Regions from separate parts of the Mus musculus genome. Here all the other regions are linked to region 2. The links are chromatin loops, found by intact Hi-C in ENCODE. Cell type or tissue: left cerebral cortex. All regions are shown on one strand. Links, peaks and the distances in the headings refer to the core of each region. The heading gives the core; the rest is flanking DNA. Region 1 has its middle 64 kb from the start of Gm31026. Region 2 has its middle 27 kb from the start of Ufm1. Region 3 has its middle 49 kb from the start of Gm31026.

Evidence for each region. Peaks named below come from ENCODE experiments on the same cell type or tissue, not always from the same donor. Only the 100,000 strongest peaks of a DNase experiment are listed, where the experiment ranks them.
Region 1: it touches region 2 in a loop (4-fold over the local background); 2 of 42 quality-filtered maps call a loop at or near these places.
Region 3: it touches region 2 in a loop (6-fold over the local background); 2 of 42 quality-filtered maps call a loop at or near these places.

What each region holds. Positions count from the first base shown.
Region 1 is chr3:53,982,913-53,993,969 of GRCm38, forward strand. No RefSeq gene overlaps it. Among named protein-coding and RNA genes, the nearest start is that of Gm31026, 64 kb to the left of the region's middle. In left cerebral cortex, for the core only: no CTCF peak of the experiment used is centred there; DNase peaks (open chromatin) are centred at 5,590 and 6,142; H3K27ac peaks cover 596 bases.
Region 2 is chr3:53,885,559-53,896,615 of GRCm38, forward strand. No RefSeq gene overlaps it. Among named protein-coding and RNA genes, the nearest start is that of Ufm1, 27 kb to the left of the region's middle. In left cerebral cortex, for the core only: no CTCF peak of the experiment used is centred there; DNase peaks (open chromatin) are centred at 5,323 and 5,766; H3K4me3 peaks cover 386 bases; H3K27ac peaks cover 969 bases.
Region 3 is chr3:53,968,192-53,979,248 of GRCm38, forward strand. No RefSeq gene overlaps it. Among named protein-coding and RNA genes, the nearest start is that of Gm31026, 49 kb to the left of the region's middle. In left cerebral cortex, for the core only: no CTCF peak of the experiment used is centred there; DNase peaks (open chromatin) are centred at 6,890 and 7,244; H3K27ac peaks cover 616 bases.

The DNA of each region.
Region 1 (11,057 bases), core at 4,573-7,072, 98 kb after region 2:
CGCCACACACACCCACTGCTTGTCTAGAGGACAGAGTTCCCAGCACCCACATGATGGATTACAACTTCTGTAACTCCAATTCTAGTGGATCTTATACCCTCTTCTGAGCTCTGAGGGCACTGCAGCCACATGGTGCACAGATACAGGCAAAACCTCATACACATAAAATACCTTTTTATTTAAAAAACTGGAGAAACACAAGACATATGATCCCTAAAGTAATATTAGGAAAAATCCACCAAGTAAGAGATATGAAATAGGGCGGTTAAGAGCACTGAATGCTCTTCCGAAGGTCCTGAGCTCAAATCCCAGCAACCACATGGTGGCTCACAACCATCCGTAATGGTATCTCATGCCTTCTTTTGGTGTGTTTGAAGACAGCTACAGAGCACTTACATATAATAAATAAATAAATAAATCTTTTTTTTAAAGAGAGATAAAATAGCGTTTTTAATTTTTTTAAAAAAGTAATTGCATAGACCTTGGACAATTACTAAATTTCAGCACTGAAAAGAAAATGAGGAGGGAGAGATGCCTTAGTGGCTGCCCTATTGCTGTAACAAAACATCATGACCAAGGCACCTTATAAAAGAAAGCATTTAATCTGGGGCTCACAGTTCCAGAATTTTAAGAGTCTGTGACCATTATGGCAGGGAGCACGGCAGCAAGGAGGCAGCCATAACTCTGGAGCAGTAGCTGAGAGCTCACATCGGATCCACAGGTGACAGAGATAGATAACATAAAATGGTGTTGACTTTTGAAATCTTAAAGGCTACCCCCTAAATGACACACCTCCTCCAACAAGGCCACACCTCCTCCAACAAGGCCACACCCTTCCAACAAGGCCACACCCCTAATTATGCCCTTTTTCTTTTCCTTTTTCTTTTTTATTGGACATTTTATTTATTTACATTTCAAATGTTATCCCCTTTCCTGGTTTCCCCTCTGGAAACCTCTGATTCCATCCCCTCCCCCTGCTTCCATGAGGGTGCTCTCCCACCCACCCACCTGCATCCCTGCCCTGGCATTCCCCCTACACTGAGGCCTAGAGCCTTCATAGGACCAAGGGCCTCTCCTCCCTTTCAACAAGGCCACACCCCCTAATTATTCGTAAACAGTTCCATCAACTGTTGATGTCTTAGAAAAGGTATCCAGCTAGGAGCCCAGAGAAGCAAACAGATAAAGCTGAAAAGGACAAGACTCATCATGACGTGCAGTTATTAACTGGTTACATGAGAACAACATGACTCCAAAGTTGGTGCTTTAAGATGCAAAAGAAATGTTGACCCTGGACCCTAGCTCCTGGGTAGGCTGAGCAGGAGGGTCCCAAATTTGAGGTCAGAGAGGCTACATTGCAAGTTTAAAGACAGCCTGACCAGCTTAGCAGAATCCTTTCTCACAGTACCAAAGCTGGGACGCAGGGTAATGAGAGAATACTTGCCTAGTCCACACAAGGCCCTGCATTCAAACTCCAGAATAGAAACAAGGGGAACTATGCAAGATAGACAACTAAGACTTCTGATTACAACACCATGGTTGCTACATAAAGTTGTAGTAAATTGACATTATTAATAGGTTTGTGTTTTCATTTGGCCACATAGTAGTTATCACCAGAAAAGAGAAAATGACTATTTCTAAAAGTTATTAATATAATTTATTGTACGGAACAAAATAGAGTAATTCAAAAGACATGCTAAAAACCATTTTTTGGGGCTAAGATTTAGAATTTTGCACTTTTATCGAGCCTCAGAGCTACAGAGAGATACCTGTAGGAGGTAGGAAAAAAGAGTGGAAGATTTGGTGTACGAGACTCATCCCCCAGATAAGGAGTTATGAGGAATAGAGTGAGAGGCAGGAGCAGCTTGCCAAGCCATTCCCAAGGGAGTCAGGAGAAGGAACTGAGGGTCCCTGTGAGCATCTGGTAGCTTTGTGCTAAGCAGGGAAGAAAATGCCCTAGGGGAGTTATCTCGATCTGGCTAGGTAACTCTGCTTTCAGCACTCCAGAATTCTAAGACCAAAGACATTACTTGTAGATGGCTGGTTCGCTTGTTTATTCCATTTTAATGGCTTGAATAATGAATGCTAGATTTGGATTTTCTTTGTTTGGGTGCCTTTGGGCTTCAATCTTACTCAAAGGAGGCTGGAAATTTAGCCAACTTGATTCTTAAAATAAAGGACACTTCAAACTGAACTAATGTGGCTAAAAATGAGAGACAGACAGAGAGAGAGATGGGGGTGGGGGGGGGGAGGGTGAGAAAAGAAGTCACCAAGACAGCACAGTGTATTGTGAAGGCTTTTTATGGGACCATCCACAGTGCTATAAGGTGGGCCAAGGTTGATGAAAGGAGGCACACGCTTTTCTGCATTTTGATTTTCACAAACTGTATAGATTTTGCAGACACAATGGTAGTCTGCCTTCAGATTTTACCCACACTTGATGGCTTAGCACTTACACTGCTGGAAGTTTCTATGCATGCTGCCAGGGGATCAAAGTAATGAACAGGCCTACAAAGCCGTGAACCTTGGCGTATAAAATAGCAAATAGCTTGGCAACATATCACACTGGAGCACTAGTGGCAAGAATGCTATGTTTGTAACCAAATACTTTCTAATCGATCTTAAAGCCCACTGATACAATTAGCTAGGCCAAAGGTCATAGACCCCAGTGGAAAACATATTGTATTAAATAGAGCTGCCTATAAGTTTTTACCTATAGATTACTATAGGTAATGCCTATAGATTACTCCATCTCTCCACACTCATCAGAGAGCTTCCTTTCACAGCAGATAGCTATTACTATAGAAACCCATGTAAGTCAGTCTGCAGAAAATAAGAGAATGTGGATTTTTCAGCTCTGAATATGACTCTTGCATCGTACACGTTTCTTCCGAGGCTCAGGGAGCATCATGGGAGAGAATGTTGTGGAAAGATTGCAGGTGCTAGAGGTTGAGGTCACCTGCCGAGAAGCAGTGTGTGCTGACTATGACAGGGTCAGTGCCCACATGAGCTCACTGCAGCTGTGGCTGCATGCACAAGACCTGCATAAGCTCAAGCCAGACACAGTCTCATCATAGGTTGAGGAAGGGCTTTTGAAGCCCCACCCCTAGGTGAGGAGCTGTTGTTGACTGATGGCTGGTGGGAGAGCAAGAATCTGTTTTCTTTAGCAATGTGGCTCCCTAGAGGTTTTCTACACTCATGCAGATGGCCCTACATCCATTCACATACAGAGAGCATTAAGTGGACTGAACACACACACACACATACACACACACACACATGGGGGGGGCGGAGAAAGAAATGAAGTTGGGGGAAAGTGGTGGGAAATAGGAAAAGAATGGAAGGAAGGAGAGGGAAAGGGGGTAGACTTAATAAAAATGTCACAGTAGGCATGTATGAAATTATCAATTAAAAATTTTAATACATAAAAATGTATGCATACTTTCCTCTTGCTCTTACAATAGTCAATTTACTGTGGAAATTCATCTACTTTGTTTAGTTTTGGAGATGCTGGGGATTGAACTCAGGGCCTTGTGTGTGCTTGGCAAGCACTCTGCAATTGATCTATGCATCCAGCTTCACTTGGTAATTTTAACTAGCCATCCATGCCAAAGTTCCTCATACTGAACGTTGGTGTGTGTATGTGGGTGGGGGGGAGTGGGGACCTGACATCTGAGGTTCCTGAAATTCAGCCACCCTCAGTAGTTTTCATTTGTCTATGCTGACAACCAAGGCAGCCTGACTGTAAACTGCTTGTGAAAATGACATGATCAGACCTGAACAAGTAAGCAACTGCAGACTATAATCACAACTGGCTCATATTCAATCATATGGAGTGAGTTAGGAGTGTTGTATCTTTAGTTCCCACTGTGGATCCAAGATTGCATGCAGATAATAAAAAGTCATATAGATGACTTTATTATCTACATACGGTCTTGGAATATATGAAAGTCAAGGCAAAATTAGGGGACAAAGGAGATGAACAGAGGGACAAAGTGGGATAAGCAAAGGACAATGGGGATGCAGGGAGGATGCACAACTTAGAAGAGGTGCTTACATAGAAACTTGATAAATAATTGAAGAGACTGTTTGGATAGAATAATATTTTCTCTGACTGGATGGTTTCCTATACCATAAGCAATTTCTTTGCCTAAAGCTGGCCTATCAGGCTGAGTTGAGTATCTGAATTTTCTCAAAGGTATCTTAGTATCATCTCCCCGCAGTATTTCCTTTTCTCTTCATGCCTATCCCTATCTCTACAGTACAGTCTATAAGCTTACAAATACTCTGAGAATACTGTGCTCACCAAAGCCAGGATCTATGCAAATCCATACAACAGGCATTTCCATGCCTCTTGACGTCTTTTGCTTTGCAATATGTGTTGAATACGCAACCAGTACTTGCTGAATGGAAAACAAAATAGGGCACATATTATTTTTTAGTAGCTACAAAATGAACCAAATCTACTATGAAATAAGTAAAACCAATGGCCATTTTTGACAATTCATCTTGAATAGTAGCTATTTCTGGTGTAAAACTGTCTGTCAAGTCTATGGGAATTGGCACACTTTGGTGGAGGAGAAAGGAGAAAGAAGGGTGAATTGTTCTGGGGGAAAACCACAAATCACCGTGTGCTTCTAATACCATTGAGTCATCCTGTATTAATCATCACCACAGAAAAATCTGTTATGTCTAAGAAGACTGACACGTTCCTTGGATAGCCAGCTGCTGTTAGTATGAAGGTAACATTAACCATCATAGGGAGTGACAACAAATGACATTTAAGAATCAAATGCCTGTGACTCAAGGATGAGCTAAAACCAATGATGAAAACATGGAAGGCGCTGCTCCCGAGACCTTCTTCCAACTCTTCCCCATTTCATTTGATGGATCTCAGGTCAGCACCTAATCCTCAGCTTCTGAGACTCTTGGGATTGCCCTGCCCCAGTTCCAGTGCAGAGACAAGGAAAGCTTTAAATGACTACTGCCTGGCTTCAACGAATACCCTTCCCTTCTTTTAGAATGGGACGCAAATGCTTTTCTCTGCTGAAGTCTTCCACAGTGGACTTCTTGCTTCTGGTTTCTGTTTTTATGACATCTGATTCATCCTAAGCACTCCCTACCTCTGTCTCAATCACAATATGCAATTACTTCTGGGGGCTGTGTTTACTGAAAACTCACAGGCTAAAATAGAAATGAACGGTAATATTCACAATGGGAACAATTCAACGGAGCTGCTGTTCCTGTTTCCCCACTCTCTGCTCCATGGCAAGGCTGCCATTCATTCTCATTTTTTTTAAAGTAAGCACTTGATCTGCCAACAGATCATTTTAATTATTAATTGCATTAATTGGGTATAATAAGTTAACAATCGCATGGAAAGCAGAACAGAAAAATAAACTTCCTAGGTCCTTGCAAGGAATCGGCCTTGACGAGAGCCAGCATCGCTCCAGGTATGTGCCAGTTCCTAGCACATGGAGCTTTAGGAAGGATGCCAGGTGACCAAGGCAACAAGCTCACCCTACAAGCGTCACTACTGACATTTGGGGCAAGAGGACACTGAGACTATGGATGGCCAATAGAGTTGGGCAGCTGGTACCTGGCAGAGCCTAGACTCCTATCCACTGTTGTCTACTCAGGCTGAAAACGTTCCTTGCCTTTCAAAACATTTTATTCCTCACAAAGTGTGATATTTTAATCTGCACAATAACTGTGAAGATGTAATTGAGGCTTTTCGAAGGAAGAGAATTAAAAATTAAGCCTTTTCATTTTGTTTTCGGCTACAAATGTCAGGCTCAGATGTTTCTCACTGTATATCTTCTTGCCAAATATCTTAGAACTTGTAGCAATTATTTTCTTCACTGAAGAGACTAAATTTCTCCATTTGGTAATTTTTTTTCCCATCTCATTTTGTTTCTGGTTTACACTTTCATGGAAATGCCTTTAATTCAAAAACAAATATGGTATAAACCTGAATTATAGTTGTCAGCCTACTTCCTTTACAGCCTGTCACAGTTCCAAACCGTGGCTTGCTTTCAGTTCTCTTTCCTCTCTCTTTCCAGTCTAGATGGAGGAGTATGGGCTGTCAGGCCGAGTCAACAGAGCTTTCACGTACATTCACCATGCTACAACTCTTTGAAAAATCCCAACACGAAGACACCACGACGGGTAAATACCCCATGTTCCGCACAGAAGACAGATCTCAGCGCCAGCTCGAAGCATTTGTTCTTTCTATAAATACTTACATTCATCTAAATTTTAAAAAGAAACATGCAAATTAATGCAATAACTCTTGTCTTTTAGGCAGATATTTTCAAATGTGCTGTTACACTCTCGTCTCTTCCATGCCATAAATAAATGTCAGCCCTGAGAAACATGGGTCAGACTGAGGTCCCTGACCTACCAAGTACAGCTCCAGGTGATCTTTAGATGGACGCACGTGTAGCCACTTAAGTCTGATAAGCGCTGTAAGCTGAGATAGTAGAGGAGAGCAGGACCATCGTTAAAAACACTGGTATTTTGAGACAATAAATTGTATAATCTGAAATGTATTATCAGAATCTCCCAAGTGAAAAGAAATTGAGAACAATCTGACCTGCCACTGTTTATCTTTCATAACCAATCTTTTCACAGACAAAAAATATGATGCTTGGGAAAGAGAAGTGTGATTCCTACCCACTGTGGGGGACAGGGTTTTCCTAGCCAAGATTAGACCAGTGCAAGAGGAAGACCCTGTTGTGTTGTCGGTATGAATTTCAAGAAATTAATTAAAATTACAATTAGATTTAAATTAAAATGTAAGAATAATTACAGTATTAAATTACAGTATAATTGTAGCAATTGTGTATTGTTTCTGTTCCCTTCGTTTTAAGTGCTAGGTAAAATAATATAACACAAACTTGAAGTCACAGGTGATCTGACATTTAGGTCTAAGCAATTGTCCTTTGATGAGGACACATCTGCAAGGGCAGAGGATGGGTGGAGGGTCCTTTAGGCTGATATACACAGAGTTCAAGTCCAAGGCAGTTCTATCTTGGCCTCTATTCCCAGTGCTATGTGGACTCCAGTGTAGGCTGGAGAGCAGAGAGTGGCTTGCTATGACCGAGACTAAAAGTATCCTTCCACTATGTTAGGGGGGCTCAGGGACACTGGTCAGGAGGTCAGGAAATGTCCTCCTAATGACAGCTAAATAAGGGCTGGGCCAGGAGGAGAGCAGCAGAAACAAAACAAAATATATGCAATATCTTATTTTAAAATAAAACCAAATTCATCAACCATCCAAAAACATGTTTTCAGCTTACTTCATCTCATTAGCCAGTTATCTTTCTGTCATTCTGAGCCATTGTGAAGTATGGTCTCTACCTTGCTCTTATTTTTCACCCAGGAGTGATTCTCCACCCCTGCCTCATATTGTTCCCAAGTGTACAAGTCTCTTGGGATTGGACTCAGCTTGGTTAATCCTCATTTGCAGTCTGCTAGACTAAATAACCCCCTTTAAGTTACCATTATTTATGACATTTTGTTCCACTACTTAGACTGTAAAAACTGCAGTTCAAACTAATTTGTGTGAATTCTCAGGAGACATACTTACACTCCCTCCCTTTGTTGCTTTCTCTAAATTTTGCCCTTCTAAATCATGCGGGACTTTTAACAGCGCTGGCTCCTCTTCATCATCAAACTAACTGCCTCTCGAAGCTTGACACATTCCTGTGGCTGTGCCTTTTACCTGTGTGATGACTCAAATCTAATCCAAGATTTCTCTGAATCAAGACATACGTATCTACAGTTGGCACCTAGTAACTGATGTTTTGAGACAATCCAAAGAGGGTTATCCAAGATGGAGTCATTGTCTCCCTGGCCTCACTCTTCCTGACTGAAAGAAACCCTGTCAACTTTTATATTGTCTCAGAAGATTGCTCCACAACCCTCTGCTGCACAAATTTCAATGTCCTATTATTTCTGCCTCTATCACTTAGTAAATTCTCCCCTTGAGTTTACATTTCCACTGTTAGCTGTGGGCTTCTTGTCTTTAAGATTTTGTTGCAGTGGGATTATAAATTCAGTGATAAACAAGGCCTTGGTGTCTTGGGAGAAAGGGCAGTGAGACCGCACAGAGGAGACATTGAGCTCCTGACAGTGTCTGCCTGCTCCACTGGGCAGTCTCCAGGTCATGAAGTAAGGGCAAAGATTCCAGCACAGTTTGATGGTCTTCCTGAGCTAAAGTGGAGCAGAGGTCACACAGGACCAGAGGGACTTGGACAAAGGAGCATTACCAAGACCCATGGAGAACACCAAGGCCGATCTTCAAGGTTTAAGTGGAGTCATGAACAGCACAGGTTTGTGAGAACATTCTTTTGTTCAAGGAAAGAACAATCCAATAGATTAGGGAGAACAGCATTTATTATTTACACCGGACACAGTAATACATAATCATTCCAGACAAATGGAGAAACCTAATTATCTATGAGGCAATGGGTCAAGTACACAGAGAACCTTTCTTGCTTCAGAAATGGGGAATAATTAGAATTAGATCAAGCCCTGCTTCAAAGAATGACAGGTACCTTAACTGCACTGTAGACCACAGCTCAGTAATGTTTAGAGATATGCACAATGACTAGTGCCCAGGAAAGAAGCAGGTATCCCATAATATATCAGGTATGCAATGAATCAGAAAACTGTGATTCATTATGAGAAGGCAAATCAACTGAACTCAGACTAGCACGTAAAAACAATCATTATGATTGTTCTACATGTTTGGAAAGGAAAGTGATGAGATTATGTGAGGGGAAGGGGACACTGTCAATAACTTTCTGTAGAGAGGGTGTGTCTGTTAGACTGTGGGTAACAGCATCAAGCAGTACACTTTAAACATACACAGCTTAGTTTAAGTTAACTTTATTTTATGGGCTAGAGTTTTTAAAATGTAATTTCCACAAGGAAACTCAGAAGGATAAAGAGGAAGAGAAGGAGGAGAAGAAGGAGAAGGAGAAGGAGGAGGAGGAGGAGGAGGAGGAGGAGGAGGAGGAGGAGGAGGAAGAGGAGAAAAAGGAGAAGAAAGGGGAAGAGGAGGAGGAGGAGGAGGAGAAGGAGGAGGAGAAGGAGGAGGAGGAAGAAGAGGATGAAAAGTAGGAGGAGGAAGAGGAAGAGAAGGAGGAAGGGGTAGAGGAGAAGTTAAACATGAACAATTATTGACTGATTTTCTTGGCAATGGGGAATAACTTGGCCTGATCAGGTGGGGTGGGTTGTGGCTGGAGTTAAGCTAGACACAAAGCATGTCAAGACCAAGCCCAGAGCCCCACCTTGGGAGGTCCCTCTCTGTTGGTGCCCCAGAGATGTTTCCCAAATGACTTGGAATGTAGTGCCCCAGGCCTCAAAGAAAAGAGGTAGATGATGGTGCTCATGGTCATCCCCTCCTGGGAGCCATGTAGAAGTCCTACTGACTAGCCAAGGAACAAGATACTTTCTGCAGGTGAGAACGTCTCCTTCCATCAGATCTCTGCCTTCCTGAGTCTCAGATGCAGGGACCTCCATCAGTTTCACTGTCTGATTTACTTGAGTATTGGAATGTTCCTCAGAATAGCTAGGCAACATTTTTCTCGGGTATTAAGATATTTTACAAATGCATGTAGTTGAATGTTCATGAGGGTCAAAAGAGTGGTTGGTGTCTTTGTTACTGTTTGACTGCTGTGAAGAGACACCATGATCAAGGCAACTCCTATATAAGAAAGTATTTGACTGGGGCCTAGCTTACAGTCTTAGGTGTTTAGTCTATGATCATCTTGGTAGGAAGCAGACAGACACTACACAGGAGGAGTAGCTGAGAATTTATATCCTGATCCACAGGCAGCAAGCAGAGGCAGAGAGAACTGATCTGATCTTGGCTTTTGAAACTTCAAACTCTCATTGACACACTCCTATAACAAGAGTACCTTTTCTCCAACAAGGAGACATCTTCTCCAACAAGGGCACACCTCCTTCATCGCAGACACATTCCTCCTAGGACACACCTACTCCAACAGGGCACACTTCAGATCCCTTCCCAAACAGTTCTACTAACTTTTGACTAAGCATTCAAATATACCAGCCTTGGGACATTCTCTTTCAAACCACCACAGGTGGAGGGAGAACTGTATCTCACAAAAACAGAAAGCAAAGGGGCAGGATGTCTCAGCAGTTAAAAACACTTGATAGTCTTGGCAAAGGACTTAAATTCAGTTCCCAAACACCCACATGGCAGTTCATAACCATCTGTAACTCCAGTTCGGTAGGATCTGATGACCTCTTATGGCCTCTGAGGAAACTGCTGGCATGTGCTGCATGCACGTGCGTGTATGTAAGCAAACAGTCACACATAGAAAATAAAGAAATAGGTAAACAAACAAACAAATACTAAGAGGGCAGATAATCACTTACCTGAGAAACATCTTGTCCAGGAGATGCTCTGTCACTCCATGTGCGGCCCCTTCATCTTAAGAAAGACTATTGTAATTGAGACAAACACCATGGCTTTTTGCTCTTCTTGGGACCTAAAAACACTTGTAATGATATGCCCTAATTTATTCTGTTTGGAGGTTAAATAGGATATTGATTTTTTTCAGACAGAATAATAAGCAATTTGTTCAAAAATCTTATTCTCTCTACAGAAAGTGGGGCATCAGTAGATGCAATAAAAATTAAGTAACTGTTTCATACCAGAAATCGTTTTATCTCAGCTCACGAGGGAGAATTCACATGCTTCAGTGTTTGAGAATATGCAGGGGGGTAACCCTGAGTTGTTTTTAGGATTTGAAACCTTGTCACTGATGGCCATGTTCTGATGACAGCTGCAGAGAATCAATAGCCCCAGAATAAGACAGAGCTACCAATGCCACAGAATGACAAGGAAGTGCTCACCCTCCCTGGACAAAAGGCAAGACTGCAAGACCAAGACAAATGCATAAGCGGCTCTGCAAAACCCGAAGGCAGCAGTCGGCATCGTAGACTGTTATGCTCACAGGAAAATTTCCTGTAGGAACATAAAGGGGGAAGATAAATAAAACCAGAGAGTTTACTACCTTAAA
Region 2 (11,057 bases), core at 4,037-6,536:
AGGCTAATGAGCCTTCATATGTAACCATCTAGGAAGTTCAATTGCTTTGAAACAGTAACTTAATCCTGCCTTCCCCAGTTATGATGCTTTTCTTTCGCTGCATAAAGATAAAATAAGGACAGTGAACAAAGATAATAAAGATTTATTTATTTTTGTGTGTATGAGTGTTTTGGCTGTAGTTATGTCTGCTCACCATGTGTGCGCCTTATGGTCTCAGGGTCCAGAAGAGGACATTCGATGGCCTGGAAGTGGAGTTACAGGTGAGTGTGAACCCAGGTCCTCTGCAATGACAGTCAGTGCTCTGACCTGCTGAGTCATTTCTGCAGCCTAGGACATAGATTCTTAGAGTGTTTTTGCTGCCTTGACTGTTACTCTCTAAACTCAGCCAACTGGAAAAATAAGAAAGAACAAGGTACATTTCCTGTAACCCTTGCTCTATTGTTCTAATTTCTTTTTAATTGTAAATGTCATTAGTAACGTTTGTGAGTGTGAATGTGTGTGGTTGCTTCAAAGTTCTATAGAAACCTACACACACAAATAAAGACATCATACCACAGCAAAGAACCCAAACCCTCCATTTTTAGATTGCTTCTGTGTTTTGTCATCTCTCTCTCTGAGGATTTTGTCATAGACTTTGTCCTGAGCATGCTCAGTTTGAGACATCGGCTGCATTTTCAAACATGGTGGGCAGGAATGGCTCAATCGTTAGAATCTGGAGTTGTAATTAGACTGTAAGGGTTAGAGTGTGTGCTAAGCAATAAGAAGGGATATTGAGGTCAGCCTTCCTTCCCCACAAGGATAGACGCTTAGCTCTGTAAGGTTCACCTAGCAGCTAACTTCAGTAAGAGTAGTTCGTGTTACACATGTTTGCTCATTGCTGAGTAATATTCCATCACGTGAATATACATAGCCAATCCGTTTCTGTTTATAAACATTTGGGTTTGTTGCCAGTTTTTAACTACTATGACTAAATTTGCTGTTAATATTTATAAACAAAGCACTTTGGTCACAACTATTTTGTCATCAGAAACTTCTAATAAGGGACTTCCTTATTACATCTTCCTGTTTCCATTGGGACAATCCTGTGGTTTTTATGACTTTATTCATATACATAAGCACTTATTGAATGTCCTAGAGTCTCTCTTCCTACTGCTGACAGGAACTCTGCCCACTCTAGGTGACTAGATAGGCGGGGAAACAAGACTGTGATAGGAATAAAACTTTGTTTACCCCCCACCCTCCAACCCCCCCACTGTTTTCACTTGGTGGTAGTCTGGTTGGTGCCACTTGTTGCCCCTGGCAACTTTAAATGACAAAGCATGAGGAGGTCCCAATCCCGAGGGTTTTAGCAATACCTAGAGGGAGAACACTGTTGATTAAATTCAGTCTGCTGTGTTCTTTTCTGAGTAAATCTCTGTGGACAGAGCTATACCTTTAGTGCTGAAGTGAGAGAGAGTCTTACAAAAAACTGATGGGAATTGCTATAAAATCTCTCTCTCTCTCTCTCTCTCTCTCTCTCTCTGTGTGTGTGTGTGTGTGTGTATGCACTCGGGCATGATACATGTTTCCAGGGAGAGGGTTTATCTCATTCCTGTTGAAAGCCAAAGCCTGGTGGTTTCTTTTAAAAGTCTCACCTTCAGCATTCATACAACAACCTGGCTTCCTTGCCTGAAAAGAATCTTTCTTGGCTTCCAGCACAAAAGAATGTTTTTGTTATCCTGTCTTTCCTTTCCCTTCCTTATTGTCCTAAGAGTTAATCCTTGTATACTCTCTCCATTTGTTCCCACCTAGTTATCTTTAGCTTTAGTTCCTTAGACCTGGAGTTTAGTGTCTGCCACTCACATTGGCTCTTATTGCCAACATTTCCTGTGCTTCCTGCTCCTTCTTGCAGTCTGGCCTGTCAGCCATAGGTAGGGATAGACGTTTGGAAATTGTCCTACAGATCTTGGATGACTTTTAAAAATTTATTTCTTCTTGCACTATGTTGAATCTACTGTTAAACTCCTCAGAGACGTTGTTGATTTTTGCCACAGTTAGCAACACATCTCTTTTCCTTTAGCGTTTTCATCTGCCTGAATACCCATCTGTTCTTCCAGGCCGTCTACTCTTCCTCTGCATAGTGAAATATGTCATCAATGGACTTTAAATGCCCCATTTGAGACTCTAGATAGCTGACTGCTTTGCCCTCCCAGCTTCTGTTTCTCTCCAGCCTTTTGCTATGCCTGAAAGAAAATAAAACTTGAGACCTGTGATTCATGTAATGTGTGTCAAATAGCCCAAAGAGTTGTTTGTGAGCTTTGAAACCTGGGGCTGAGAACATAGCAGAATAGGCCAGGACATGCCAGGGCAGGCCTGTCGTTAAGATATTCCTGAGGCTGCTTAGCCATAAAGATAAAGAGAATGACATGCTGGACTGGCCCAGTGCCTCCCTATCTTCCACCCTTTTGACCTAAGTTAAATGTTAACAGTCTGCTGATGTTTAAATGGACCAATCATGTGAGACCTCACCAATTCTTCCCCCAGCCCCACCCCTTTTCTATAAAAACCCCTAACTTCCAAGCCTCGTGGTGGAGACCACTGTCTCCTGCGTGAGATACGTTTTGCCCTGGAGCTCCGCCATTAAACAGTTGAAACCACTGTCTCCTGCGTGAGATATGTTTCAACCCGGAGCTCCTCTGCTATTAAACTACCTCATGTGTTTACATCAAGATGGTCGTCTGTTCGTGATTCTCGGGTGCATGCCGAATCAGGAGTTGAGTGGGGGTTTCCCTATTAGGTTCTTTCATGCCCTGTGTCTTTTTGTTGGGCTCTGGACATGCTATGCTGAGGATAAGAACCCAGAGGGACTTTTGAAGCATGGATTTATGTTATTCTGTTAAGGAGTTAGCAGTGTTTCAGGTTTGTCATCGATATGTGCCATACTGTGCTGCTTTTGACAGTCTCCAAAGTCCTTGGGAGGACTTTGTCTTGTCTTCTATCCTGAATTTGCCTTCTCCAGAGAAAGTTGTGCATCTTTAAGCTATAATCCACCTTTATTTTACTGGGACTTTGCTGGAAGGGTGCAGTGCGTGGGAGTCATCTATATGCTCTTATAACCAAAGGCGAGGCTTCCGTGACTCTGTTTATCTGTTCCCTTCAACCCCCCCCCCCAAACCCCCTGCAGTGTGGAGAGCTTTTGGAGGCCACTTGGCAGGAATCTAACATTGGCCAAGGACAAGGAAGTGGACTTCTGGCAGGAATCTGACATTAAGGGATGACAAGGAAGTAAGTTCAAGAGTCTGATTTTAGGGTTGAACAAAGAAGTAGGCTTCAGGCATCAATTTGACTTTGGACTAGGACGGGGAAGTAGGCTCAGATATCTTGATTATCCTGATAAGCCCTTAGAAACAGTGGTCCTGAGAGTGATCAAGAGACCTTGTTTATTGTCTTGCTTGTTCCTCTTTCTACTGCCACCCTTAATACTTGCATGTAATTAAAATGGTATAAAACACATTGGGGCCTCAGTCTCAGCCTCAGAACTGGCCGGGGTCATGTTACAATGTTGTCTAATTGTCCTTTTTCTTTTTAAACCTCACTCCTGGGCTGGCGAACCTGTTGACTGCCTGCCTGAGAGGGCTTGGTCACCTCAGCTTTCTGATCTAATGTTCCTGACTGACGCCTGCTCTGGTCGCATGGATTGCTACCCTCCTTCACTCAGGCAGACTGAAAGGACACATGGGGGCGAGTGCCTTTCTGCCCCGTGTAGAACTGAACTGTGTTTTCACTAGAAGTTGGTGTTAAAAGAGGGCGTGGACACCTCAGTCTGTCACGTGACTCTAGGGGCCTTTTTTTTTTTTTTTTTTTTTTTAAGTGATGGCATCCTCGTCCACAGCTTCTAGCCTTCCTAGGACACTGTTCTCTGTTTCATGTTGTCCACTCATAGAGGACCGCAGCCTTTCCTAATCAAGCTTTTGAGGTTTGACGTGTGCCTGTCCTCCCACTGTACTGAACAAGTTCATGACTTCCCAACAAACAGGTCATTTTGGTCCTAGATCCAGGAGCTTAGATGCCTACTTCAGGGACACCGAGGCTTCTTTCCTTAGCTTTTCTGTCTAGAATATTTTCAAGAACTTCTTGCATTTCTTCCTGTGCCTTTGGGGCTTTAGAATTGTCATCTATACCCACGTATATTCAGACATCTGAATGGCATCTCTTCTGAACCTTGCAGCTCAAGTGCACCCAGAGCCTCCTTCAGCTCATAGACTGCTTCTGAGCCCATACTCTCACTGGTAGCTGCCTAAGATCCTACTCTAACCTCGATGGTTGTAATACAAATGTCCAGTCTTCCTTAGAGATTCTTATAAAATCTCCCTCAGTTGACTGACTCTTGCACATGCTTTTGAATATTGTAACTTGAGTCTCTACTCTCCTTGGCTCTCATCCCTTTTAACTTTGACTTTAGTCTTGATTTACAGCACAAATGACTTTCATTAGACTTAGTCTGAAGTTTCCAGGTAAATATTCCCCTCTGAGGTATGGCCATTGATTCTGATTGCAACTTTATTTATTTTTTTTTTTTTTAGCCTCTGGTTTTCTCTGGGGTTTTATTTGGAATCACTTGTTGCTAAGGCACAGTCTTGATTAGTAGCCATTAATTTCCTATTCAGATTTTATAATAGTACATCAACAGACTAAAAGGTGAATTTTGTTTTCTTTAATGCCATGTATTTGAAAGAGTGAACATCTCCTCGTGCCTTTGTTCATCACAAAGCTAAATGATTAGGAAAAGCCACCCGGGAGTAAGTTTCTCAAAGCTCCTAAAATTACTGCTTTTTATTTTTGTATGTTTTTATTTTCTCCTTAGGAATAAGCCACTAGAGAGGGATAATAACATGTTTAACACTCTGAATCATGCTCGGGAATGTATTTACTTAAGAAGAAGAAAGAAAAGATTTTTTTACAACAATTCTCTCTTTGAACTTCAAGATTGAGATTTTTTCTTTCTCTCTACGAGAAGTAACAAAGCAGCCATAGAGAGTGGTAAAGTCAAGAAAATTGAAGTTGAAAAAAAATGTAACTGCTTATCAACAAACCATAAATCTAGATAAACTTGAAGACAGGTGATTGTTGAGAGAGACAGCCTTTGGTCTCTCCTGAATCCCCAGTTTGTACTCCATTTCTAGAGTAATGCCTTGCATAAAGGAAGAGCAAAGTAAATATTCATTACAGGAGCTGAAGGGAATACAACACCCAACTAGAAACAGAGAGATTTAAAATGTATCATTACATCATAGCTTTGGCATCCCATGTCCCTGCTTCCGCATAAAGGAGTTCTGCTCTTTCTGAGCACATAATGTGTCTTGGATTTTGGCTAGAACATGATTTTGGTTATTTACTAACAACAGCCATACAACAAAATTACTAGTCTCTTTATTTTCTAGATGTAAAAAAAATAGTTTAAGAACTATAAGCTGTTCAAGGTCATAGAGCTAAAATAGGGAACCTTAGGGACTACATATTCATGTGCGCATGACTCTAGTTTCCATTCTGCATCACAGGAATTCTGGAAAACATAAATGTGCTATACTCAGAGGGTGCTTCGTACTCTTTTGGAAATAAAATCCCGTTAAATGTCGAACGTGATTTTTAAAACTCTGGTAATAGCAGAGCTCCTGCGTGTATCTTGAAAATTTATGTAACTGGTAGCAGGAGTAAGAAAATATCATCTGCAGATACTCAGTATTTCTCACAGAACATGCAACGATGCATTTTTTATTTTCCAGACCTGCCCCTCCTCCCAGTCACAGCCATCTGGCTCCTCTCTACATCTTGCTATCTCAGTAGAACTAAAGGAACAAACAGATCTGCCAGGAGCAAATCAATCTCTCATTATACTCAATGTGTGAAGCGGTGATTCTGACAGTGAGCAGAGCCTTCATATACCGATGTAGTTGAAAACTTGAGTTTACACAACAGAAAGCGTTTTCTTATAGACGAGAAAGGAAGGGAATTCTTGGTTGCGGGACGCTGTGCCTTAATATGGAAGCTTGTTCTTTTCTTTCTTTTTTTTTTTTTTTTTTTTCCATTTTTTATTAGGTATTTAACTCATTTACATTTCCAATGCTATACCAAAAGTCCCCCATATCCACCCACCCCCACTCCCCTGCCCACCCACTCCCCCTTTTTGGCCCTGGTATTCCCCTGTACTGGGGCATATAAAGTTTGCAAGTCCAATGGGCCTCTCTTTCCAGTGATGGCCGACTAGGCCATCTTTTGATATATATGCAGCTAGAGTCAAGAGCTCCGGGGTACTGGTTAGCTCATAATGTTGTTCCACCTATAGGGTTGCAGATCCCTTTAGCTCCTTGGCTACTTTCTCTAGCTCCTCCATTGGGAGCCCTATGATCCATCCATTAGCTGACTGTGAGCATCCACTTCTGTGTTTGCTGGGCCCCGGCATAGTCTCACAAGAGACAGCTACATCTGCGTCCTTTCAATAAAATCTTGCTAGTGTATGCAATGGTGTCAGCGTTTGGATGCTGATTATGGGGTGGATCCCTGGCTATGGCAGTCTCTACATGGTCCATCCTTTCATCTCAGCTCCAAACTCCGTCTCTGTAACTCCTTCCATGGGTGTTTTGTTCCCAAATCTAAGGAGGGGCATAGTGTCCACACTTCAGTCTTCATTCTCCTTGAGTTTCATGTGTTTAGCAAATTATATCTTATATCTTGGGTATCCTAGGTTTGGGGCTAATATCCACTTATCAGTGAATACATATTGTGTGAGTTTCTTTGTGAATGTGTTACCTCACTCTCACATAAAACCAGAGACACTGAAACTTATAGAGGAGAAAGTGGGGAAAAGCCTTGAAGATATGGGCACAGGGGAAAAATTCCTGAACAGAACAGCAATGGCTTGTGCTGTAAGATCGAGAATCGACAAATGGGACCTAATGAAACTCCAAAGTTTCTGCAAGGCAAAAGACACCGTCAATAAGACAAAAAGACCACCAACAGATTGGGAAAGGATCTTTACCTATCCTAAATCAGATAGGGGACTAATATCCAACATATATAAAGAACTCAAGAAGGTGGACTTCAGAAAATCAAATAACCCCATTAAAAAATGGGGCTCAGAACTGAACAAAGAATTCTCACCTGAGGAATACCGAATGGCAGAGAAGCACTTGAAAAAATGTTCAACATCCTTAATCATCAGGGAAATGCAAATCAAAACAACCCTGAGATTCCACCTCACACCAGTCAGAATGGCTAAGATCAAAAATTCAGGTGACAGCAGATGCTGGCGAGGATGTGGAGAAAGAGGAACACTCCTCCATTGTTGGTGGGAGTGCAGGCTTGTACAACCACTCTGGAAATCAGTCTGGCGGTTCCTCAGAAAACTGGACATAGTACTACCGGAGGATCCAGCAATACCTCTCCTGGGCATATATCCAGAAGATGCCCCAACAGGTAAGAAGGACACATGCTCCACTATGTTCATAGCAGCCTTATTTATAATAGCCAGAAGCTGGAAAGAACCTAGATGCCCCTCAACAGAGGAATGGATACAGAAAATGTGGTACATCTACACAATGGAGTACTACTCAGCTATTAAAAAGAATGAATTTATGAAATTCCTAGCCAAATGGATGGACCTGGAAGCTTGTTCTTTTCAACAAATAAGGTTAGGTGCTTCTCTGAGAGGAGACTTCTTTCTGAGAATGTGGAAGAATTTGCAGAGGGCGCGTTTGAAAACTACTGTAGTGGTATTGAAGGAAACTGTCAGAATCCATGGGTGGAAAAATGAGAACAAGGAAGGGAAAAGGAAGAGAAGGGAGTACGTTGCCTCCCTGTTATGATTTAGTGGTTCTTGAATCCACTCAATCACTCCACACTCACCCTTTCAGACACTGTGCAAGACCAGTGAATGACAGAGGTGAGAATTCATGATCATCCAACATAAAGACACGGCCAGTACAAAGACCAGTGAATGACAGAGGTGAGAATTCATGATCATCCAACATAAAGACACGGCCAGTACAAAGAAGAAGGGACGCTAGTGGTTGGGAATGGTGAAATAGGGTGCTGCGATTAAATGTGATTGGCCATCTTCTCTCAGCCAGTGACTTTTAAATAATGTGCTGAGAGTTGGTGATGGGCATCCAGAATAATAGTACTTGGGAAGCAGATGGAAGAGGTTTGCAAAGGGGAGGTTGGCTTGAGATACATGGCTCTTGTCTAGCTGGAAAGCAAGAGAGAGAGGAGGGATGGGGGAGAGGAGAAAAGAAAGGAAATGACAAGGACTTGACTGGAATACCTAACTGTGCCAATTGGAAAGGAGACATTCTAGAAGAAACCCAGCACAAACTTCTGAACAAACGTCTGAGGTTGACACAGAGAGGAAGAATTTCCTCAGTGTGCGTATAGTGTGCAAAGGGCAGGGTGTGAGTGAGGTGGGTGTGCAAAGGGCAGGGGGTGAGGTGGGTGTGCAAAGGGCAGGGGTGAGGTGGGTGTGTAAAGGGCAGGGTGTGAGTGAGGTGGATGTGCAAAGGGCAGGGTTTGAGTGAGGTGGGTGTGCAAAGGGCAGGGTGTGAGTGAGGTGGGCGTGCAAAGGGCAGGAGGTGAATGAGGTGGGTGTGCAAAGGGCAGGGGGTGAGTGAGGTGGGTGTTCAAAGGGCAGGGGGTGAGTGAGGTGGGTGTGCAAAGGGCAGGGGTGTGTGAGGTGGGTGTGCAAAGGGCAGGGTGTGAGTGAGGTGGGTGTGCAAAGGGCAGGGGTGAGTGAGGTGGGTGTGCAAAGGGCAGGGGTGAGTGAGGTGGGTGTGCAAAGGGCAGGGGGTGAGTGAGGTAGGTTGGTGGAGACCTGATCTACAGAGTTGTGGGGCTCTGTAGGTCAGGGCAAGAGTTTTGATTTTTATTCCAGATAAGTAGCAAAACTGTTGAATGTTCAGAGGTAGTTGAGAGCAGCTCTCTGCCTTTCCTTGCTATAAGGCAATAAGGAAGGCTACTTTTTAAAAGGAAGCTTTTAGGGCCAATGGGTTCTCAGGATTGTACATGGCTTCACAGCACAGCAAGAGGTTGGCAGGGAAGGAGAAGGGGGAGAGAGGAGGGGAGAGAGATGGGGAGGGAGGGAGGGAGGAAGGGAGGGACAGAGACAAAGAGACAGAGAATGAGAATATATGCACATATATATTCACATATGTGTGTGCTTTTACACCTGGGTCTGTTTCCTTCTTACAAGATTCAACTACAAAGACTCCACTCTGATAATTCAATCTAATTCTTACACTTCTCAGAGCTTCACTGCTAACCCTCACAGGAAGATTTAGTTTCGATTTACTGAATAGCTCACTATGAGGACTAAGACATCTCAATCCAGGAAGACATTGAGTGTCTAAGACACTGGTGGGACAGTGCGGAGAATGAATCTCAGAGAAGAATCTAGCTGAACAGAACTTGTGACGGTTGTATATACTCACCAGTCTTACAGAGGGGACATGCATGCAGGTTTTACACATATTTCCATTTTAAAATATTAAACAACTAAAGAAAGAATAAATAGTGAAAATCGCAATGCTAGTCTGTATCAGTGCAAGAGAATTACCCAAACTGCCAGTCAGTTTCCCTGTTTGAATTCCTCCAGGTAAGTTAATATATTCTCTTCATCAAACCCATGTGTCTTTACTAACTCAGCCCACAATGTCCATGGATGTGTTTGTTCATACCCAAAGCCCCCCAGACAGTGTATTTTTTGGTTATAGAGTGCATCTCCGCCTGTCCCTTTTGTTTTGTGGGAGAGATTGATGCTTTTAGTGATATAATTTTCAGAATGTCAGCTTTATTTCTCTTTCTCTCTGTGCAGAACATACTGTATAGCCTCAGGAAATTGGGCCCAGCTGTAAAAAGGTGCAGGCTGTTACAGTTTTGTAATTCTCGGTGCGACTTCCATTTCACAAGAATCCCTACTGAGAAATGTCTTTGTTTAAGACACACGGATACCTGCCGTCTTAAAAGCATAAGAAATCTGGAATATAAAGCTGGCAAAAAAAAAAACCCTGTTTCAGATATTATTACAGTTATATAATAATTGTGAGAGATGAAAGATATTTCAAGATCTACTTTTACGCTTCTCCTTGACAATCAGCGCCTGCTATGATAAGAAGCTGACATTTTCTGTGCCAGGCAATAGCTTCACAAACAGTATCTTATGTTTTCCAAGCGTGCGCTTTCAGCCACTGCTGTATGTGCCAAACAGGGACTGGATGCTTTAGGATCCTGAGTTAATATATGAAGCTACTGGCTTTCTGAGGTCTCACCCAAAGAGAAAAATATAGTTAAGTGTAGCAGACACTCTTACTGTCACTCTAACAAGAACACGGATTTGAGAAGAGCTCAGTGTAAACACTTGGGGCTGTGCACATGGATGTCCTGGCGTATGCTCTCTATTCAGCTTCAGGAATTAGATGCAAGTCTTTGAAGAGACCTACTATAGACAGAAAAAAAAATCTGTCTGCATCAACAGGGAACTTAGCAGGACCTAGAGACCCCCAAATGAAACTTACAGTCAAATACAAATGACAAAAGCAGGTTGAATAGATCAATGTAGTTGACATCCTACTCCATGCTAAAAGACCAGTTAAGTCCTAGAGGGAAGTTATCTAAAGGGATGTGACAGAGTTATCCCTCTCAAACTATCTTCCAATTTTTTTTTTCTTCTAGAAGACAAAAGAAGGAAGGGAAAAATAACAAGTCTCCCATTGACTTCATGAGCAAAACAGTCTATGGTCAGATGTCGTCAGAAACTTCTTCTTCCTTCTAAAGCATCTCCAGGCATCTCAACATCCCAGGAACACACAGAGCTTCTGTCTCGTATTCACAGATTGGGGGGAAGATTTAAACTCTGCTTGTCCATTCTGGGTCACTGATGATACAGGAGCAAAAGAATGAGACTCCAGAGGGTGGGGGTGGAAGAGGAAGGGGAAGACGTGGGAGCTCTGGTGTGTGCACTGTCTAGACCTGAGAGCATGTCTAGATGGGAGGCCAGGGTGGTACATGAGAAAGAGTAGGGTTGCTGTGGA
Region 3 (11,057 bases), core at 5,429-7,928, 84 kb after region 2:
TAAAAGTATACCTTTTCTATTTTTAATTTTAAACATATTGGCAAAACTTTTCAGAAAAAGGAGAGAGAGATGAAAAATCAGTAAAGCATGATTTCTGAAAAGATTCTTGTGAATGAAATCCTCTGGACGGGGGCTGGAAATTAAGGAAATGTGCCTTTGGATTCTTTTACTTGGTTGATGAACAATATCCTAAATGTGTTCGTGTGTATTTTGCTCCCACACTCCATGCTTCTGTCTTCATGCTTACAGAAACGGCCATCAGCAGTGCTTGCTTCATGTTGATGGTCTCGTGTGCTGACAACATACCACTCCCATCACTCTTTGACTTTGTCTCCTCTAAAAGTCTTGTGAGGTGAGGTCATTTCTATTTTCTGGAATAAAAGTTTGCTATTCTGAGAGGTTAACTGTTTTCCAGGTCACAGGGCTAATGAACAACAAAGTAGGGTGTGCTCTGAAGCCATGTACCATCCATCCTTCTGTGCCTTCACTCCTAGGGTAGCCATGGCCATGATGATGATGATGCCAGAGGCACTAACTCTGCATCTGCCCTCAGTGAGGATGGCTACTGACCCCGGAGATTGCTTTCTGGGGAAAACAGTGTTCGGGCATTTTCTTGGTACTCTGTGGAAAGCCAATCATCTGTGATTGTTCTGTAACGTTCTTGCCTGCCTCTGTGATCTTTCTCGTGTTGGGGGTACATTCTCCTGATGACATGTTGAAACCTCTATTGCTGTAGCTCACGGAGTTGCTGTTATAAAAATCAGTCTTGCCTGGGGATGGGACTATGGTGGGAAGCTTACCTAGGGTAATAAAGTCGGGGTTGGATAACCCCTCCCCCTCCAAAAAAACCCAGAATAAATAGGTCAGTGACACAATAAGCAGGTCAGTGCCATCCTCTCCAGTGTTGTTGGGTAAGTATGCTGAAAGCTTAGATTGTGTTTTGGTCAGGCTTCATCTGCAAAGGTGCTGAAGGGGAAGCCAAACAATGCATGTCTCACAGCTGCCTAGGACTGTTGTCACAACCAGTACAGGGGGGTAGCCATGACACTGAACCCCCACACAGGCAGACTGGCAGTGGCAACCCCCCCTCCCCCCAAATCTTGACCCCCTTTTTAATCTTCCAGCTGTGATTCTATTAGCACATCCACCAAAGACTAAACTTAAAACACTGACTGCCAGCTGTTAGCATTATGGGAAAACACCCACTAAAACACAGCAATTAACGACTTTGTAGTTAGATGTAAATTACCGTCATTAGGGCCAATTTCACCGTGTGGAGTATTGAGTGTGTTGTGTTTTATTCCCTTTTCTATTCTCCTCACAGAAGGAATAGTACCCAAAATAATAAATAAATTTGCTAATTATTGTCCTTATCAAGATGGAGACTCTCGGCAACATGTTTACAACTGAAAATACTGCTCATAATTTTGTTTGCACTTGACCTGGGTTAACCAGTTTTAATGATCCAAATGTATCTCCAGTGAGAATGTCACCAAGGACAAGCTTCAGAGAGCAGAGAAATGAGATCCCTTCTTGATGGCTGCATTCCTCATACCTCCTTTCTTGTACTATTTCTTGGCCACATTATCATTATTATTATTATTATTATTATTATTATTATTATATTTTCTTTATTTACATTTCAAATGTTATCCCCTTTCCTGGTTTCCCCTCCAAAACACACCCTCCCCATCAACCCTCCCCCCTCCCCCCTTCCCCTGCTCACCAACCCACCCACTCCCATTTCTGGCCCTGGCATTCCCCTACACTGGGGCATGCAGCCTTCATATGACCAAAGGCATCTCCTCCCATTGATGTCTGACTAGGTCATCCTCTGCTGCATATGCAGCTGAAGCCATGAGTCCCACCATGTGTGCTCTTTGGTTGGTGGTTTAGTCCCTGGGAGCTCTGGAGGTACTGGCTATCTTAAGGGTACACAGAAGACAGGAAATAAAGGGAGTTTGCCTGGTTCTTGAAGTAACCACAAAACGAAAGAAACCAGAAATTTGAAAGCTGTAAAAAAAGGGGGGCCCGGGCCTGGGGCATGCAGATCATCAAGTAAACACTCACGCATGGAGTTGTTGATGGCTGGTTTTGTTATGTTGACACAATCTAGAAAAATCTGGAGATTCTCAAAACAAAAACCCTCCTGTAGGCAGGTGGGTCCGTGGGTGTGTATGTGTGGAATTCCCTTGATTATGTTAACTGAGGCAGTAAGATGCATCCACGCTGTGTGGGATCAGGTCCTGGGCAGGGTGTGCGGAAATGGTTAAAGGTAGAGTATGTGGGCTGAGGAAAGCACTCGGACTTTAATGCATGGCTTCCAGCACTTGACTGTGGGCACAATGGATGTAAGCAGTCGCTGTAAGTTCCCACTGCTTTGCCTTCCCCACAATGATGGACTGCAGCCTACAATTCTGTGCCAGAGAAACACTTTCCCCTTAAGACGCTTTGGTTGGAGGATTTTATCAGAGCAATAGGAAATGAAACCAAACCCTGGGCAAGGCTGACAACCCGGGTGAGCCTGATTTCCAAAGCCCTTGTGTAGTGGGAGGAAAGAAAACAATTCTACACGGCTGTCTTCAGAGCTCCACATGGGCACGATGGTACCTATTCAGGCCCAGCCCCCTCTTCTCCATACAAACATGTATGAGAAATGATTACCACCATTTTAGAGAATGGGAAATTAAAGGAGAAGGAAAGCAAAAGATGAGTTTAGCAGAAATGAAAGAAAGTTTTACAAGGGAAAGTCAGGACCAAGGATGTGAAGAAGACCCAGGCTGGAAGTAGAAAAAGAAAAGAATTCACTCAGGAACTAGGTCCAGACTCTTGCCACCAGTGACCTCAGGTGGCATTGGGCAGCAATAAGACAGTCTGATGTGCTCAGATGACCAGAGAAGGAAGCAGCACTTCTTGGTACACAAAACCAAGGTGATACAATGAAAGGTGGCTTGTGTGACATTGGTGCTCTTAACTCAGCAGCAACTTATTTTTGGTCCCCTCACAGTTCTCTCTGGTGACTGAGATGTTTGCATTGTGGTCCCTTAAAGCCGACGATGTCTGCAGACAGGGCCAAGAGGAGTTCTGAAGCAGAGGAAAAGGATCACAAGAGCATTCTATGTTAAGGGGATGTAAGCCACCGTATACTGTAGAAGGAAAAGCAAGACTAAAGACAGAGTCAAACTAAATGACTAAACGTCTAAGCTGAGTGGGCACTGCGTGTTACAGACAGGAGTTTTTGTTGTGTTTGCATCCACCACAGGTGCACTGTGGTGACCCCGTGCCCACCAGAACTCCAGCCAGTCTGCCAGTCTGAGAAAGACTATTGCAGACACTGGACACAGACAGATGGATGACTCTGGCAAGTGCTTTTTATACTTTTCCCTCTCACTAGACAAATTCAGGAACTTACAAATAACACTATAAACCTCAAGTTGGGATCTTTTCAGAGCCCAAAGCAGCCTACAGTCTTACAAGGAGGGCACTGTCTCTTGTGTGAAGATTCACCTTGAAGGATTGGCACCGGCTCATAAAGGCAACAGCCAATTATCTCAGAATCCAAGGAGTGGGCTCATCAAATGAAGATGGTGAGGTGACAAACAATTGTAGAATTTATAACGCAGTGGGGAGCAGAAGGGCAGACTACAGATACTCTGGTACACTCAGGACAGGACATAGAGCAGGCTCAGTACATGCATATGTAATCTCCAAGGTTCTACAGCGAACTGAGAGGCTAAGACAGAACACTGGATAGAAGCAAGTGGGTCAGGTAGCCCAGTGTCCCCTGCACAGTAGAAACAAGAGAGGCTCTCCATCAGGAAGAGAGAAAAGGAGAGCAGAATCCTGAGATGTTGTCCTTCTGCCTTCATATGTACACAGTGGCACACATGCGTGTACACATGTATGCACACTTTGAAACATAATAAAACAGGGCTGGTGAGTGGGCACGGTAGGTAGAGGTGCTTGCTTGTGGGTCCGATGACTTAAGTGTGTTTCTCACACTACACAAAGTGGCAAGGGGAAACTGGTGGCAAAGATCTGTCTCTGATCTCCATGCATGCACTCCAACACACGTACAAAATAAGTAACATTTTAAAACATGGTAAGAGAAAAGGCTTGTGTGAGAGAGAGACAGAGACAGAGAGAGACAAAGACAGACAGAGAAAGACAGAGAGACAGGCAGACAGACACACATAGTCAGACACACACATACAGAGAGAGAGAGAGAGGCAGACACACAGTCAGACACAGAGAGAGGGAGAGAGAGAGGCAGACAGACACACATAGTCAGACACACACATACACAGAGAGAGAGAGAGAGAGAGACAGACAGACAGACAGACAGACAGAATTTGTCTTCAAAAAGGAACTAAAAACAATAAAAAATAGTTAACAGTTTTGCTAGGTTCAAAGTAAGAGGCACCATAAATGGACACCGCCTTCCCTGGAAGTGATGGTACCAAGTCAAGGGAAATGCTCAGTTGTGTTGGCTTTATCCTCTTCACAAAGAGGACATGTCTCACAGAAACCATGGGAACAAAGATACTGCTGAAATCCCAGCACAGGGAAGAGGATACATAGTTCTGCCTCTTCAGGGCTGAGCACTTCTCAGCTAGAGCAATACCAGGGTCCAGAAAGAGATTAATGTAGAACTAAGTTGAGCAATGTAGTCAACTGGAGAACAGGAGACTTGTACTTAGGATCCAAAAAAGTAATTGTTTTCAATAAATGAAAAATGGAATACATGTGAGATTTAATGCGAGCCCTGTAATCATTAGAAATGCATCCATCTCTCTCCCTTTCTCTCTCTCTCTTTCTCTCTGTATACTCTGTATATATGTGTGTGTGTATATATATATATACTTCTGCTGAAGGCTTCTTTTATTCTAGTCAATGAAATTCATGGATTTTTGCATTTATTACTCACACAGTTATTTTCAGGGCTGATAAATACTCTAGTATCAGTACACTATAGCTTATCTTTTTTCAAAGATCTTTAAGAGAAGTAGTCTTATTTGCACTCATAGTATATGAAAGACCCAGCTACTGTGCATTCTTGCCTGCCTTTGATTTTACTAGTCTGCTTCTTTTTTTTCTCTGTGCCTGGGGTGGGGGAGGGGGTTGAGTAGCCATTCATTTTTAAAAGCAATGGTCTCTGCTTCTTCTGTTGTGAGATGGTCTAATATGGGATTCAACTCACAGGCTCATTAGAAAGACTAAATGAGAAATATCCAGAGCAACGGAGAAGGTGATTTCCACATCCCCAGCAGCCAACATTGTTAAATAAAATACCCACAGGAAGAGCAACCACAAGGAAATAAGTCCTCAGAAGCATGAGGAAAATGTACTACCTGGAGGATAAGTTTCTAATGCATGAACCAAAAGATTCTAGAGGTGAAGATATGGACCACAGGAGGAGCTAATAAGAACCATTCACGCTGCACATGGCAGAATCAAGATAGATGCTTGCCTAAAACGTGAACAATTTAAAGACATTTGATTTTTGTTCTCTGCTGCTACCTACCCAAAAGCCCACATGTTACAGAGCCCAGCTCCAAGGTTAGACTATTAGGAAGTGGTAGAGTTTTGAAAGTTAGGGGTGAGCAGAAAGGTCATTAGGCCACGGGGGGAGGGGAGGGCATGTCCTTGAAGGAGACAGTGGGACCCCAGATGTTTCCCTCCCTAATTTTTTGCTTCATGTTCGTAAGGCTCATGGCCTTTGCCCTACTCCACTTCCTACCATGATATATTGCATCTAGATGTGCCCCAAAGCATGGGAACCAACTGATTATGGCCAGAACCTCCAAAACTATGATCAGAATTACATATTTTCCCTTACTGCTAATTGTCAGGTGTCTGTGTCAAGCACTGTAAAGTTGACTGACTTATGCTCTCATCAGAGGTGGTGCATTGGTTAAAGTTAGCTAGGACCGAGGCCAGCAAGATGACATGGTTCATAAAGGCAATTGATGAAGAAGTCTAGCAGTGTGGTTCACCTCTGGTGGAAGGAGGGAACAGATTCCACAAAGCTGTTCTCTGGCATGTGCCATGGTACCTTACACAGAAAAATAATAATGGACAATAATTTAAATTACCAAGATGGAAATATACTTTTAAAATGTTTGTGATAAAATACATTCTTTTATTTATCAGTAAGACATTTTCAAATATGATATATATTTTTTTAAAAAGCAAGCAAGCAAATGCCATGTATAAAATGGGATCCATTATGAATGTGGAATGTGCAGAAGTCAATGTATCTTTGATGGCATTCCAGTCTCTAAGGCCTGGACAATCTCTGCACAAGCATCCTGCCCATTGGGGCAGGTTCTTCCCACAGTAAATCATTGGTAAGAACTCTCCTAAGACTTCTGTCTATGCCTTATGGAATTCCTAGGCCCTGTTCTTGACTTCCATTATCAGCATTGCTAGCCTAAGGGAGCTGATGGGCTTGGTACCAGGGCTTAAGTGCAAACTCTTTGAACAGATTGAAACAATAGAGCTTAATCATTTTTTTTAAATAATCAATCAAGCAAGATTCTTCTACACTTATCAGCCCTGTTTTACTAAGAATTAAGGAGAAAATGGCTGAGTTTACTGTTATAACAGCAACATCATAAAAATTAGTAATATCTTCAACTGCACTTATAAAATTATGATGTTGACAATTGTAATCATATACATGCACTTCTAATCGAGGAACTGAATGTCCTTCCTTTTGATAATTAGCTTTAAGTGAGGTAGCAGAACAGAGTGTTTGTAGAAGGGGATGAAGGAGATTCAAGTTTTATCTGAGAAACAGGAGGTGGAGGCATTGGCAGGCTCAGTTTGGCCAGAAAACAGCAAGGCAACAGCTGTCATTTCCTCTGCTAAGAACTAGAGCTAGATCCAAAGCCAGTCCAGTTGGGGAAGGAGATGCTAGCTGAACGAAGGGGGACCAGAGCCCCTTCTCCTTCCCCATCTCTTCCTCCGGAGTTCCATTTCTGCATTACCTTTGCACGTTTCAAGTTGCTGCGATGTTTACCTTCTTGTCTGTTATTCTGAATGTGAGCTGGAGCAGGGAGGGCGTGTCTGGCTTCTGTGCACATCCCCCACCATCGCCAGGGCCAGGTGCAAATGCTTGAGAGACGTGTGTTAAATCAAGTGGAAAGCATTCTGAGAAATAGAGACGCATCCAAATGTGGCTGGATGTGTTTACAGGGGCTGTACCCAGTTCCTGGAGACCATCACACAGGCTGAAGGCAGACACCGTGGGCAGCACTGGGGAGCTTGTTTCCAGCTCTAGCTGGGGGCAGCTCAGCAACTGTCAGTTCTGTGAGGCGTGAGGGTTTTGGGTAGGATTTGCAGTATAATTCTGAGTTCTTCCTAAGTGGATACAATTTCAATGGTGCGTTAGATTTTTTTTTCTTTTTTTAAATCAGAAAAACAAAAACATCTTGGGAACATTAGTAGAGACTCTTGCAGGAAGGTCCAAGTCTGTGACTAACTTGCCACATGAAATACATAATGTCCTGGAGGTAATATTAAGTGAATCACTCGTTTTATTTTTCTAGAATGTCAGTTTGTGCTATTTTTCTTAAAACCATATGTCATTATGAGAAAATATCAGACCTCACATTTAAGGCTCTTTCAGTATTGAATAGGATTTTTAAAAAAAATTTTTTTTTTATGATCAAGACCATAATATTAATCCCCACTGCTTAGAATGTTTGTGTGAGAACTAGAAATGACGGCTAAATGTACCCGTCCACACTGGAAGGACCAAACCCTTCTAATCCTACATTCAGGACATTTTCAGACGTAGTGGGAGGAGTCTTGTGATTTAACACCAAACTTCTTCATATTTTCATTTTAATTATGTTTGCACATATTAGCTTCTGTTGGTTAAAAATCTGTTTTTGAAATATATTCCTCACATGAATTTCCTGTATATGTAAAATCATGCCTTGTTTTTTTTTATGCAGATAATTTCAATCATCTGTATGTTTCTTTAACCTTTTTCCATCTCTTAAAATGTAGTTTATTTTCTAGCTGTTCATGATTTTGCCCCAGGGCGCTGGGTCAGTGTGTCTTAAATACTTACGTTTTGGACAAACTACCCGTGAGGAAACTAATCAAGTTATGGATATAACGCATATGAAGAAGAACAGCCGCACTGGCAGTTTCAATATAGGCTCCATCTCACGGAGTGGCCTGAAGGGGAAATAAATAAATAGATCAATAAATAAAAATGAGTAAGTGGTTGGTTACTCCCAGAACATTTTTGCTAATATTGTACCATTAGAGCTTTCAGGTAAATCACTGTTATAGGCCACTGGATATTTATTTTATTTTACTTATTTTAATTTTTGGCACTCTTTATCTTATTGGGCTTTTTGTTTTTTATTTTTTATTTGTGTGTGTGTGTGTGTGTGTGTGTGTGTGTGTGAGAGAGAGAGAGAGAGAGAGAGAGAGAGAGAGAGAGAGGACATGAAGTTGGGTAGGTAGGGAGGTGAGGAAGATCTAGGAGGAGTTGGGAGAAAGGAAGTGATATAATCAAACATATTATATGAAAATATGATTTTCAACAAAAGATCTATAAGTAAAAACCTTTGAAAGGAGTGATTTTCAAAATGTACTAGGAATTAGTTACATAACCACATACATTCATGATGGAATCTGAAGATATCAAGACTGTTTAATCATAGATAATTATTTGCTATGGGAGATTACAAGTAATTTTTAAATCTCAGATAAAAAAGGCCAATAGATTTAATCAAGACTTTCTTTGTCCTTTTCATTTGAACAAGTAAATTCACTTTAATTTTTAAAAAGTGCAATACTGCCTAGTTAGTGGCATATGGGAAATTTACACTCATTTTGGTGGGTGTAACTTTTCTCTACTATGCATTTTACAAAGTAAAAGTCTCTCCTATTTTGATGCTCTCTCCTAAAAATGCTGTTCTGTGTTCCAAGTTGGTTCTTTCAGACACAGTGGCTGGTAAGCTATCTATAGGATTTCTGGTTCCATGTGTTGGTTGACGCTAATTGAAGAGTGCTTACAACATTTTATAATTCAAAGTAGAAGAGTCTGGATACTCTAAGTTTGAGAAGAACATTCTGACTTGGGTCTTGTATATGCACAATTACTAATAATGTTTTCATTTTATTTCCAGTGCATCCCAACTAAATGATAATCTCAATGGCTGTGTCATTTACAGGCCACCAACAGAATTCAAATCATCCCAGCACCAGGTTGCTTTGCACAGTATGACAGAACAGCTGATCCACTGACAACTTGAATGAACTAATTCTCCTGTGAGCGCTATCTCCAGTTGTGGTGTGGAGGTGTCTCCAGAGAGCATCAGCTAAGGGGGCCTGACAGAACAACAGATGAAACAGGAAACCAGCTGTGTGTCTGAGGCCTCTTGCTCTACTCGGCCATGAAGGAGTTGGGTATTTTGTCACAGTGATGAGAAAACCAACTGATCCCCATGTCATGGGTCCCGGCTACTGAGACTACCCCTCGGTCTAGCTGCACAAGCCTCCCATGGTGACTGGCTGGACTCTCAGGACTTGCGCATGGCTTGCTGGTTCAGAATGACATTTCAGCAAGATCTCAAGAGGCTTCATGTCTACAAAACCCAAGGAAACTACTCTAGAAAACCACACTGTCCTGACAGTTGTTTCAGGGTGTTAAGACTGGTTGGAAAATATTATAACATCTTTCTAAAAGTGAAAGTCTTCCCATGTTACAAAATATTTTGTGATCCAGAGAAAAAACATCAACCTCTTATGTTAATTAATCATTGTTTAAAAATTCAAATATATCCTTATTTTATAATACAGATAGTATAATTGTACATTTAACATGTAATCACACTTTTCTCTAATATCATTTTCATAAATTTTAACTTTCACTTGTGTTGAAACCAAACATCATTTGTGTTTACACATTTAAAGCATAAATAATTTTGAATGTATTCATTTTTTGAAATCTATGAAGTCCATGATATATGAAAATAACCAACTATCAACATGTATATTTTTGTTCTCTAATTGACAGGTGTGCCGAAAAATTGATTAAAATATTTGTAAAAGTAACATTAGATAGAGTATAAAATAATTTTTCAAAGTATGAAAGACAACAAAAATGTTAAATATTTTTATGCTTGAAAAGGAGTAACTGTCAGCTGGCCACAAGTTCGTTCTATCTATCTATCTATCTATCTATCTATCTATCTATCTATCTATCTATCTACCTATCTATCTATCTAGAACTGTGCTACCAACCCTCCATCTTCAGACCATGGCTTTCCAATGTTATTTCATGACTTTCACAGCTTCAAGGTTCATTCTGTCTCCTCCACCAACAATCTGCTGCCTGTGTAATTGCCCATGTATATTACTACAAACTGAGCACATGTGTATTAATGTTCTCCTTTTCCTTCTGCACACATATTTTAAATCAAATATTGAGACCCTGTTATTAAAGTAGGCCATGTGACCACACTGACCAATAGAACTTTGTGTGAAATTCTTCTTTGTTTCCTCTCTGCTTGGCCTCCAGAGAAGCCCTCCCCATCCAGCAACCTTGGCATATTTTCTCTCTTACCAATGCAGCTGGGTGTAAAAGAATGCATTATATTAGAGACTGGCAGATGACTAGATTCTAGATTCCTGCCTGAGTTGCCAGTTGGAGGAAAGCTGACCTGAAAAGCTAATGGAACGCTATAAAATAAGTCAGGTAGTAACTATTACTGAGATAAAGTGTCGGACTCTACTCTCTGTAATTGTTGTGGCATGTGCAGTGTGCTATGGTGACCTACAGAGGTAATTGCTACCATACATCACAACACCATTATAAGAAAAAGACCAAACCAATACATACCATCAATTAATATACAAGATGAGGTATATAGCATTAATTGCCTGAAGGCAGAAAATAGAGAGAAATAGCAGGGTAGATAGTTGAATGTCCATGGCTTATATTTACAAAACACACAACTCTCTTACCTGCAATTCAGAGTATGTGCAATGAGCCAACTCTGATTAAAGCTCTAAAGGGGAATTCGTAA